Regions from separate parts of the Homo sapiens genome. Here all the other regions are linked to region 1. A link is a contact called in ENCODE Hi-C or POLR2A ChIA-PET data. All regions are on one chromosome and are shown on one strand. Each heading gives the region's core, a stretch centred on a gene start or an enhancer-like site at or near the end of the contact. The rest is flanking DNA. Distances are from core to core; before and after follow the strand shown.

Evidence for each region. Hi-C counts contacts between places; a loop is a spot of excess contacts on that map. ChIA-PET counts read pairs that join two places held with the same protein, here RNA polymerase II (POLR2A). Pooled maps may share reads with other maps.
Region 2: a pooled map shows a loop between it and region 1 (2.7-fold over the local background). The contact joins the promoter of MMP25 here to the promoter of PAQR4 in region 1. A Hi-C loop is called at or near these places in 2 of 50 pooled maps. POLR2A ChIA-PET finds 5 or more read pairs at or near these places in 9 of 52 experiments (B cell, H1, HEK293 and 5 more).
Region 3: a loop to region 1 is called in a pooled map, with 3 times the contacts of the local background. The contact joins the enhancer-like site here to the promoter of PAQR4 in region 1. A Hi-C loop is called at or near these places in 2 of 50 pooled maps.

The regions. Positions count from the first base shown.
Region 1 is chr16:2,967,824-2,971,119 of GRCh38, forward strand. PAQR4 (progestin and adipoQ receptor family member 4) reads left to right here and starts at 1,525. Exons shown (of 3, transcript NM_152341.5): 1 at 1,525-2,017. The coding sequence starts at 1,852. KREMEN2 (kringle containing transmembrane protein 2) reads left to right here. Exons shown (of 9, transcript NM_172229.3): 9 at 1-557. The coding sequence ends at 197. RefSeq lists enhancers at 507-1,496, 950-1,029 and silencers at 1,290-1,709, 1,740-1,909, 1,920-1,969, 2,000-2,119, 2,390-2,529.
Region 2 is chr16:3,044,508-3,047,952 of GRCh38, forward strand. It overlaps MMP25 (matrix metallopeptidase 25), which reads left to right and starts at 2,054. Exons shown (of 10, transcript NM_022468.5): 1 at 2,054-2,509; 2 at 2,908-3,040. The coding sequence starts at 2,411. RefSeq lists enhancers at 1,007-1,086, 2,935-3,445 and silencers at 1,527-1,726, 1,767-2,056.
Region 3 is chr16:3,073,922-3,077,153 of GRCh38, forward strand. It overlaps the pseudogene LOC107984896. Among named protein-coding and RNA genes, the nearest start is that of IL32, 9.9 kb to the left of the region's middle. RefSeq lists silencers at 597-780, 3,168-3,232 and enhancers at 961-1,080, 1,151-1,240, 1,361-1,410, 2,758-2,807. Within about 2 kb of position 1,635, at least 16 of the 41 ENCODE cell types and tissues checked have a DNase peak (open chromatin) inside an H3K27ac peak, as active enhancers do.

The DNA.
Region 1 (3,296 bases), core at 275-2,774:
CTCCGGGAAAAGGGCCCCCGGCGCTGGGGGCTTCCAGGGGCCCCAGGAGAAGCTGGGCTGTGTGGTACCAACAGCCCCGAGGGGTGGCCTTGCCCTGCTCCCCCGGGGACCCCCAGGCTGAGGGTTCTGCCGCGGGCTACCGGCCTCTGAGTGCCTCCAGCCAGAGCTCCCTGCGCTCGCTCATCTCCGCTCTCTGACTCTGGGCCCCGAGGGTCCGCTGGGCCCGCCGCCGGCGAGATGGACACCTGAGATGCTGTGCTGCGCCCTGCCTCGGCCTTGCGCCTGTGTAGGGGCAGCTCGGCCTCTGGTCGCCTTGGGGAGACCAAAAGTCGGACAGGAAACATCTGGTGCTATTATCTGGGACTTGGCCTGACCGTGGGGGTCCAGATGGTCCAGGCCCTCTCCATGGACCTGTATGTGGGGGTGGTCTCTGGTTTCGGAGGTCTTTGAACCCCTCTGGGGGTGGTCCTGGACTGCCGTCCTCAGTGAGAGGTCACAGGTCAGCAAAAACAGTCAAAAAACCCCCACAGATTTTGAATAAAGGATCTACTTTGGTACGGGCCTCGAAAGTTCTTCCGTGGTGGGAGGAGCATGTTAATGACCATACAAACGCCGAGGGTTGCGTGTGTCCATGCAAATGAAGGGCGTTGCACGCAGACTTTGGTGGAGCTGCCTGGAATGCAGAGAAGGACCTAGAACACAGACAGATGGGTGGGTGGGTGGAGTCCTGTAGAAGGCGGGGGGTGGAAGGGGAGGAGGATCGTGGGCAGCGTTATGCTGAATAAGGGGTGCCTTCCCGGTCCCTGCTCAGGGTGGACGGGGCGGAGGTCGACTTTGCTCCCCTGGCCTCCAATCTGTTTCCTGTCTATCCTCGGTAGGGCCCCGCAAGGGTGCTCCTTGTGGGCGATAACTGGGAGCAAGTTGGGCCGGGCCCACGCTCCGAGAAGCCTAGCGCGAAGGATAGGGCCTCTCCCGACGGCTGCGGGCGCGTGAGGCACGCCTTCAGAGGCCTGGGTACCGTGGAGCGCCTTGCTGCACTCGGGAGTCCAGCCTGCGGAAAGATCACTTTGGAGCGGGGGCGTACCGGATGTAGGCCGGACCCGTCCGGCAGCACCTTGGACAGAGCCCCGTCTGCAGGGTAGGGCTAGGTGGCAGGACTATGCCCCCGAGGGTGGGTGCCCAAAGGTACGGAGACCTGGGTGTCACGCGGAAAGCCCGGATGCACAGTTCTGAGGGACGCGAGGTGCCAGGGTCACTCTAGCGCAGCCCGCAGGACCCAGAACGTTGGGTCGCAAGCCCACAGCCACCCCATGCAAATGAGGCTGGGAGCGCGCACACTATGCTAGGAGGCGAGGCCTGGGCGGCCTCGGGGCGGAGCCTCCCCGCCGGCCACGCCCATTGGCTCTCGCTGCGCCGACGTCAGGAGCCCGGCGCGCGAAACGCTGGCCGGCCGGCGGGAACTAGGAGCCTGGGCGGAGCCTGGCGTCCCCTCCCGCGTCCGGCCGCGCCCGTCCTCCTGGCTGCAGAGAGACTACCGGCCACCGCCGCCGCCGCCGCCGCGAGCTGTCCCTGCGGCGCGTCTGCCTTGGCGGAGCCGACCGCAGTGCGCTCAGGCGTCCGGTGCGTCCCCAGCCTCCGCCCCGGCGCGGGGGCGACGGACTCGCGCGTGCGCAGCGCCGGAGGGGCGCGGGCTGGGACCCCCTAGCCAGCGCGTGCGCCGATCGAGCGCAGGGCGATGGGTGGGCGCCGGGCGCCGGGCGCCAGGCAGTGATGGGCCTTCCCGCGCTGCGGCCCCACTGAGGAGGAGGCTCGGGGACAGCAGGAGCACGGGCTGCCCGCGCGGTGCGGACCATGGCGTTCCTGGCCGGGCCGCGCCTGCTGGACTGGGCCAGCTCGCCGCCGCACCTGCAGTTCAATAAGTTCGTGCTGACCGGGTACCGGCCCGCCAGCAGCGGCTCGGGCTGCCTGCGCAGCCTCTTCTACCTGCACAACGAACTGGGCAACATCTACACGCACGGTGAGCCGCGTCCCGCAACGCGCTTCCCACACCCCCGGCCGCCCTACCTGCGTTGGGCCGGGGGCACTGAGGCCGAGGAGGGCCCCAGCGCCCAAGTCCAGGGCTGCCCCGGCCCTGGCACCGCCAGTAGCCGCGGTGACAAAGCTGCCATTGTCCCGGGCCGCGCTGCCAGCTTCCGTTTTCCCGGCGGGTGGGGGCCGGGTCAGGAGAGGGGAGCAGAGTAGGGTCTGAGCCTGCTTAATCCCTCTGAGCCCCAGGGGTAGGGAGCATGGTGTCCGGCCTCTGTAATCCCAGCGCCCTGGGAACCCCCTCCCGCCAGCACCCAGCCGGGAGATGGTGTTGACTGCGATGAGGAGGGCCCGGGAGGAGCCTCCCAGCGCCGCCGTCCTGACGCCCCCGCCCCAAGCCGCTCTGTCTTGGGGCTCCGCCTGGTGGCGGCTCCTTCTTCCCCCAACAGGCGTCCGGCCCCTCCTCCGCGCCCCGCGGAGCTCTGCTGACACAGCCCTGCCCGTCCTTGAGCTGCCCCAGGCGGGCAAGGGGCCCTGAGCGGCCTGGCCCAGCCTGGGTGCCTTTCCCGAGCTTTTGCCAGGCCACATTCTCACAAGGGTGGGCAGCCTTCGGAGCCCCGTTTGGCCCCTGGGAGGCCAGTACTAGAGGCCGGCAGGGAGGGGTGGAGACCTCCCAGAAAGGGCTAGGCTGGAATCAAACTCCCCAGGGAGAGGTCTGGGGAGATGGGACAAGCCCCTCGAAGCCCCCTTCCCTTCATTCTGGACTTGTCTTCCCCCACCTGGCCTCACCCCTTTATAGAAGATAAAAAGGCCCAGTGCCTCCATTTGTCTGGACACTTATGGAGAGGGGAGGACTTGGGTTGGGAAGAGCAAGCCAAGTGGCCCCGGGCTGGCATCACTGCTCATGTGTCCTCTTCACAACTCAACTTGAGGTTTCGCTGCCTTAGCCTTCTCCTGTGACCTGCTTGTATGGGGAGAGCAGTGTGGGAGTGGGACGGCCTAGGCCTGTCCTCTGCCATTGCTTACCTGCTGGGCTCACCCGGGGCCGGTCACTCAGCCCCTCCAAGTCTGTTTCCTCACCTGCAAAGTGGGGATCATGGTCTCTACTTCCCAGACCATCCTGAGCCATGATAAGTAACCAGTGCCAAAAGCCTTTTGCCCAGGGCCTGTCTCTGGCCAAGGCCAGGCCGCCAACTGGATGACAGCATTACCTGGACCTGTCTTGCCCTGTCCTGTGTTGTGTCTGAACCGTGGTCCCCTTGAGGATGTGA
Region 2 (3,445 bases), core at 804-3,303, 77 kb after region 1:
AAATTGTGCCCTGTCAATATTCTTATGTTGACCATTACAGGAATGGTGGCTCACGCCTGTAATCCTAGCACTTTGGGAGCCTGAGGCAGGAGAAATGGTTGAGCCTAGGAGTTCAAGAAAGCCCTGAGCAACACAGGGAGGCCCCGTCTCTACCAAAAGAAAAGAAAAAGAAAAAAAAAAAAGAAAGAAAGAAAAAACATGGGCATGGTGGCTTGGGCCAGTTGTCCCAGCTACTTGACAGGCTGAGACAGGAGGATTGCTTGAGCCTAGGAGTTCCAGGCTGCGGTGAGCTATGATCATGCTACTGCTGCACTCCAGCCTGGGAGACAGAGCGAGACCCTGGCTCAAAACAAACAAACAAACAAAAAAACCAAAACCAACCAAACAAACAAAAAAAACAAACCAGAGAGAGAAGAAGAATTTGTATGTTAAAGCCCTAACCCCCAGTACCTCAGAATGTGATTATAGTTAGAGATAGAGCTGATAAAAAAGTGACTAACTTAAAATGAGGCTTTTAGGGTGGCCCCGATGATTGACTTCTTACAAGAGGTCAATGACCAGGCGCGGTGGCTCACGCCTGTAATCCCAGAACTTTGGGAGGCCGAGGCCGGCAGATCACGAGGTCAGGAGATGGAGACCATCCTGGCTAACACGGTGAAACCCCGTCTCTACTAAAATACAAAAAAATTAGCCGGGCGTGGTGGCGGGCGCCTGTAGTCCCAGCTACTCGGGAGGCTGAGGCAGGAGAATGGCGTGAACCAGGGAGGCGGAGTTTGCAGTGAGCCGAGATCGCGCCACTGCACTCCAGCCTGGGCGACAGAGCGAGACTCCGTCTCAAAAAAAGCAAAACAAAACAAAACAAAACAAAACAAAAGAGGACGATACTTCTGGGGTGTGCAAGCGCAGGGGGACGGCCGTGTGGGGAAACAGCAAGAGGACGCCCATCTGCCTGCCCAGGAGGAGGCATCCGGAGAAACTAGCCCCTCAGGCACCTTGATCTTGGCCTTCCAGTTTCCAGAACTGTGAGAACGTAAACTTCTGGTTGAGCCTCCCAGTCCTTGGTGTTTTGTTCTGGCGGCCCCAGCGAGCGGGCGCGGGATCGCAGTGTTTGCCTTTGCATCTCCAGCTCCGCATCCTGCTCGCTGTTTATTTTGTGAGCAGCTCCGGCGGCTGCCCCTGAACTGCTCCGAGACTGAGCAGTTTAACTCACACTCGCCCACCCGCCCTCCCCAGGAAGCCTCCCGCCCGCTTCCTCCAGTTCCTTCCCCACCTGTCCGGCCTCCTAGCCCGGTGCTCTCGGCGCGGGAGGAGGCGGCTCGCAGACCCCCAGGTCTCGGCTTCCCGGATCTCCCCCGCCTACTCACTCCCCGGTCCCCGGCTCCCGGCACTGGCAGGCGCTGTGGCTTCCGCGCAGTGGCTGCAGCATTTAAATGTCCGGCACTTAGGGAGAGGGGTGCAGTCGCGGAGCAGCCGCTGCTCCCGGCATCTAGAGGGGCCCAAACCCCCGCGTGCCCAGGCCGAGCCCCGCGCGCAGCCCACGTGGGCTGAGGGACTGAGTATTGGCCCTCGGGCAGCTGCAACCGCGCACAGCTGGAGCTGGCGGGGCGGAGGGCGGGCCGGGACCCCGCGGGGAAGGAGGCTTCCTTCCCAGCCTCCTGCTGCCCGGAAATCCCCCCGGCTCTCAGACAACCTGCCCCACGGGGTCCTGGGGGGAAGGAGAGGGGCGGGATACAGGGATGGGGAGGGCTGGCTGAGCCGAAGGCCCGGGCCGCCCTCCCCCAGGCCGCGCGGCTTCGAGAAAGCAGAAGCGAGCCCTGCCCCGGGGAGTCCCACAGGAGCGGGGATCTGGGAAGAGAAACTTGCGGACGAGGGAGTTAGAGCCGTGGACCCCCGGCCCCCGCCCGGGCGTCCTGCGTCGGAGGAGGGTCTCTGGGTCGGGCAGGGGCCACCTCTTGGCCCGCCCCTTGTCGCTGGACGTCCGAAGATTGGGCCATTTCCCTTGCCGCGCCCTTACCGCATATCGGGGTGCGCCCGGCCCGGCCCGGCCCGCCCCACCCAGCCCTCCGCTCGCGCCCGGAGAGGAGGGGCCGCTGGCGCAGCGCCCCGGGACCCCGAGAGGCCGCCGCGGCACATCCAGACCTCCGCCGCTCCCGCGCCCTCTCAACCATCCTGGGATTCCCGGGCCCACCCGACCCAGCGGCGCGACCCTGGCCCTCCGGGACCCTCCGCTGACTCCACCGCGCACTTCCCGGGACCCCCACACACATCCCAGCCCTCCGGCCGATCCCTCCCTACTCGGTGCCGGGTGCCCCCCGCCCTCTCCAGGCCCGGATCTCCTCCCCCAGGTCCCCGGGGCGGCCCCAGCCAGGCCCCCTTCGAACCCCGCCGGCGGCCCGGGCTGGGGCGCACCATGCGGCTGCGGCTCCGGCTTCTGGCGCTGCTGCTTCTGCTGCTGGCACCGCCCGCGCGCGCCCCGAAGCCCTCGGCGCAGGACGTGAGCCTGGGCGTGGTGAGCGCGGGGTCCGCAGGCTCCTGGGGTCTGCAGAGAGATTGGGAGAGGGAAGCCGGGCCCGGACTCCTGGGTCCGGAGGAGGCAGGGGCCAGATTCCAATATCCAAAGAGTGACTGAGGATGGGGTCTGTGCTCCCGGCTTCTTGGGTCTGTCGGGAAGTTTGGGGCTGGGATTTGGAGCTCTGGAAAGGAGCTGAGGTGCGGAGCTGAAGTCCAGACAAGACTGGCAAACCCGGGACTGAAGCGGGGACCTATGGAGGGGAGCAGGCAGGCATCCGGGGCTGGGGCCCTGGGCTCTGGGTGCCTGGGAGGGGCAGGGCTGCCAGGATGGTGGTGGGCAGAGAGAGCCCATACTTTTCACCCAGCCCGCTTCACCTGCCCCCTCCGATGCCCTAGGACTGGCTGACTCGCTATGGTTACCTGCCGCCACCCCACCCTGCCCAGGCCCAGCTGCAGAGCCCTGAGAAGTTGCGCGATGCCATCAAAGTCATGCAGAGGTTCGCGGGGCTGCCGGAGACCGGCCGCATGGGTAGGTGGCCCCCACCCCTCCCCAGCCCTGCCTCTGCACCCAGCCTGTCCACCGCCCAACAGCCTTTAGACCTCAGTGTGCTCCTGGAACACGGAGCTGTGAAGATGCTGATCTCAGGCCCCAAACCCAGAGGGCCTCAGGCGTTCATCTTTCCATAAGCATTTATCAAGAACCTGGTGGCTCATGCCGGTAATCCCAGGGTTTTGGGAGGCGGAGACTCAAGGATTGCTTCAGGCCAGGAGTTTGAGACCAGCTTGGCCAACAAAGTGAGACCCCCCCACTCTCCAAGGATTTTTTTTTTTTTTTTTTGAGACGGAGTATCCCTCTTTTTGCCCAGGCTGGAGTGCAATGGTACCATCTCGGCTCACCGCAACCTCTGCCTCCCAGGTTCAAGTGATTCTCCTG
Region 3 (3,232 bases), core at 385-2,884, 110 kb after region 1:
AACAGGTAGGGATGGATGGACAGGTGCCTACACAGAGGCAGGGATGAATGGATAGATGGATGCACAGGGGCAGGGATGGATGGATGGACAGATGCATGCACAGAGGCAGGGATGTATGGACGGATGCATGGGCAGAGGCAAGGATGAATGGATGGATAGATGCATGCACAGAGGCAGGGATGGACAGACAGATGAATGCACAGAGGCAGGGATGTACAGAAGGATGCATGCACAGAGGCAGGGATGGACGGAGGGACAGATGCAGGCACAGAGGCAGGGATGGATGGACAGACAGATGCATACACAGAGGCAGGGATAGATGGACAGATACTGGCACAGAGGCAGGGATGGATGGACAGATGCAGGCACAGAGGCAGGGACAGACAGACAGATGCATGCACAGAGGCGTGTATGAATGGTTGGAAGGATGCATGCACAGAGGCAGTGATGGATGGGTGGGGAGATTGGATGGATAGATGCCGGTAGGTCGTTCTTGTCCTGGAGGAGGTGATCCAGGCTAAGTCCTCACACCGGGAGGGGCAGGAGGCGAGCATGGGGAGATACAGCTGTGTGTCCCAGTGCACTGGAAGTTACAGATGACATCGATGTCCTGTCCTGATGAAACAGGAAACACAATTGTCATTTGAAAGTTAGGGCTGAGGGCCGGGCGCGGTGGCTCACACCTGTAATCCCAGCATTTTGGGAGGCTGAGGCGGGGGGGTCACCTGAGGTCAGGAGTTCGAGACCAGCCTGGCCAACATGGTGAAATCCCGTCCCTACTAAAAATGCAAAAATTAGCTGGGTGTGTTGGTGGGGCGCCTGTAATCCCAGATACTCAGGAGGCTGAGGCAGGAGAATCACTTGAACCTGGGAGGCAGAGGTTGCAGTGAGCTGAGATCACGCCATTGCACTCCAGCCTGGGTGACAGAGGAAGACACCGTCTCAAAAAAAAAAAAAAAAAGAGACAGAAAAGAAAGTTGGGGGCCGGGGCTGGATGAAAGCTTGAGGGGCTGTGGGCCTGGCATGGGGCTGAGGGGAGTGTGCAGGAGCTGCCTGCCAAAGCCTGGGGCAAGGATGATAGGAGGTGCTGGGGCCCCTGTGGACTGCCCTCTGAGAATCTCGTGAGGCTGGGTCTGCACAGCTGTGGTTGTGTAACTTCCCCCAGATGCATGGTGTGACAAGGGTGCAGGAAGGGGTGCAGGGCCCGGAAGCTCAGTGTGGTTAAAGACATGCAAGGCAGGATAGAAGGTGAGAGATGAATGATATGGCCGTGATCAAAACACCAAACTTCAGTTTCTCAGAAAAAGGACTCAGAGCAACAAGAGAACCTACAGTCAACAAGGACATTCATCAGCGCACATGTGATTTGAGCAAGACCATTGAAGCCCCTGCTGAACGGCAGGCTGGCAGAGCCAGGGTACCTGGCCATCTACCTTGAAGTCTCTGTGCCTCAGTTTCCTCCTCTGTAAAATGGACATAGGGGACAGGTTTGGTGAGAAGTGAATGAAAACGTGTTTGCTACCCCTCTTAGGACTCATGTTTCATGCTTAGATGCTCAGCTAGTGGTTTTAGGGACCGAGAGAAATTTGCTTTTCAGTTCACCAGGTCGTTACCTATGAACCTGCCCTGAGCAGTGCTGACCTTAGTTAGAGATGGCCATGAAACTCATCCGCATGGGGTAATTGGGGCCTCCCTGTGGTGCTGCAGGGCTATGTCTCTGTCTTGGTCTCTTCAGGCCTCTCAGCAGCTGGAGCAGGAGCTGGCAGGCAGCTCACCGATGGATAAGGAGCTGGGCTTTGGCCAGGGCTGACATGGGAAGCGTCTCGGTCCTGCCGGTCCTGGCGCCTGAGCTGAATCCGGAGGGAAGAGGCTGCTGTGGTGGGAACAGGCTGGGAGCCAGGCCTGGCGCTGGGGCCGGCAGGCTGTGTTCTGAGAGTGCCTGCTAGAGGAGCTCTGTGTTCCCAAGGAGATGGAGGAAGACCTGGGGTGGGGGTGGTACAGGGTAGGGAGAGGAGGGGCAGAGGCTGTGGACAGGGAGATGGGGGAGGGGGGATGGAGGACTCAAGGGATGTAAGGGATATGGCTTGAGGAGGGATGGGGGCAGGAATGAGGGAAGGTCTTGGGTCAAGGACATGGACCTACATCCCCAGCAGATGGGGGAGATGGGCGGGGGTTGCTGACCATAGACTGGAGCTGGGAGGAGGGTACGCTGCCAGGGCTGGGGCTGCCAGCAGAGAATGGCACGCACCTTATAGGCTCCTGCCCCTGCCCCACTGCCCCCTCAAGTTCAAGTTTCTTTTTCTTTTCTTTCTTTTTTTGAGACGGGGCCTTGTTCTGTTGTCCAGGCTGGAGTTCAGTGACATGGTCATGCGTCACTGCAGCCTCGACCTCCCCAGCTCAAGCAAGCCTCCTGCCTCCCTGCCTCAGCTTGGAACCTGAGTAGCTGGGACCACAGGCGTGCACCACCATTCCTGGCTATTTTTTAATTTTTTTGTAGAGAAGGGGGTTCTCCTTATGTTGCCCAGGCTGGTCTTGAGCTCCTGGGCTCAAGTGAAACTCCTACCTGAGCCTCCCAAAGTGCTAGGATTACAGGAGTGAGCCACCACACCCAGCTCCTTCCCCTCAAACTTCTGTGCAAAAAGTGCTCCCTTCCCAGAGGAGGGTCCCCATCTGTGTGTAAGGTGGCCCCTTCCTCTATGTGTTCTCTGGGTCGCTTCAGCCCTGTGGCCCAGTGTCCAGCACAGCCATGCTGAGTGGGTGACTGGAGAAAGGGATCGTGGAGGATTGGGGCAGGGGGGTGCTGGGCAGAGGCGGCTGGGGTCACCTCTGGAAGGTGTCCTGCTGTTCCTGTTGGCTGCAGCTGCACTTGCAGGGCCTTCCTGTGCCCCCCTTTCCTGGTGCAGGGGCACCCTCTGCTTGCTGAGACCAGCTCGGTCAGGGAGATCTTAAACCAGGGGCGCTAGAGGAATTAAAGACACACACACAGAAATTCAGAGGTGCGAAGTGGGAAATCAGGGGTCTGACAGCCTTCAGAGCTGAGAGCCCCAACAGAGGTTTACCCACATATTTATTAATAGTAAGTCAGTCATTAGCATTGTTTCTATAGATAATAGATTAACTAAAAGTATCCCTTATGGGAAATGAAGGGATGGGCCGAAGTAAAGTGGTGGGTCTGGTTAGTTATCTGCAGCAGGAGTGTGTCTTTAAGGCACAGATCACTCAGGCTATTGTT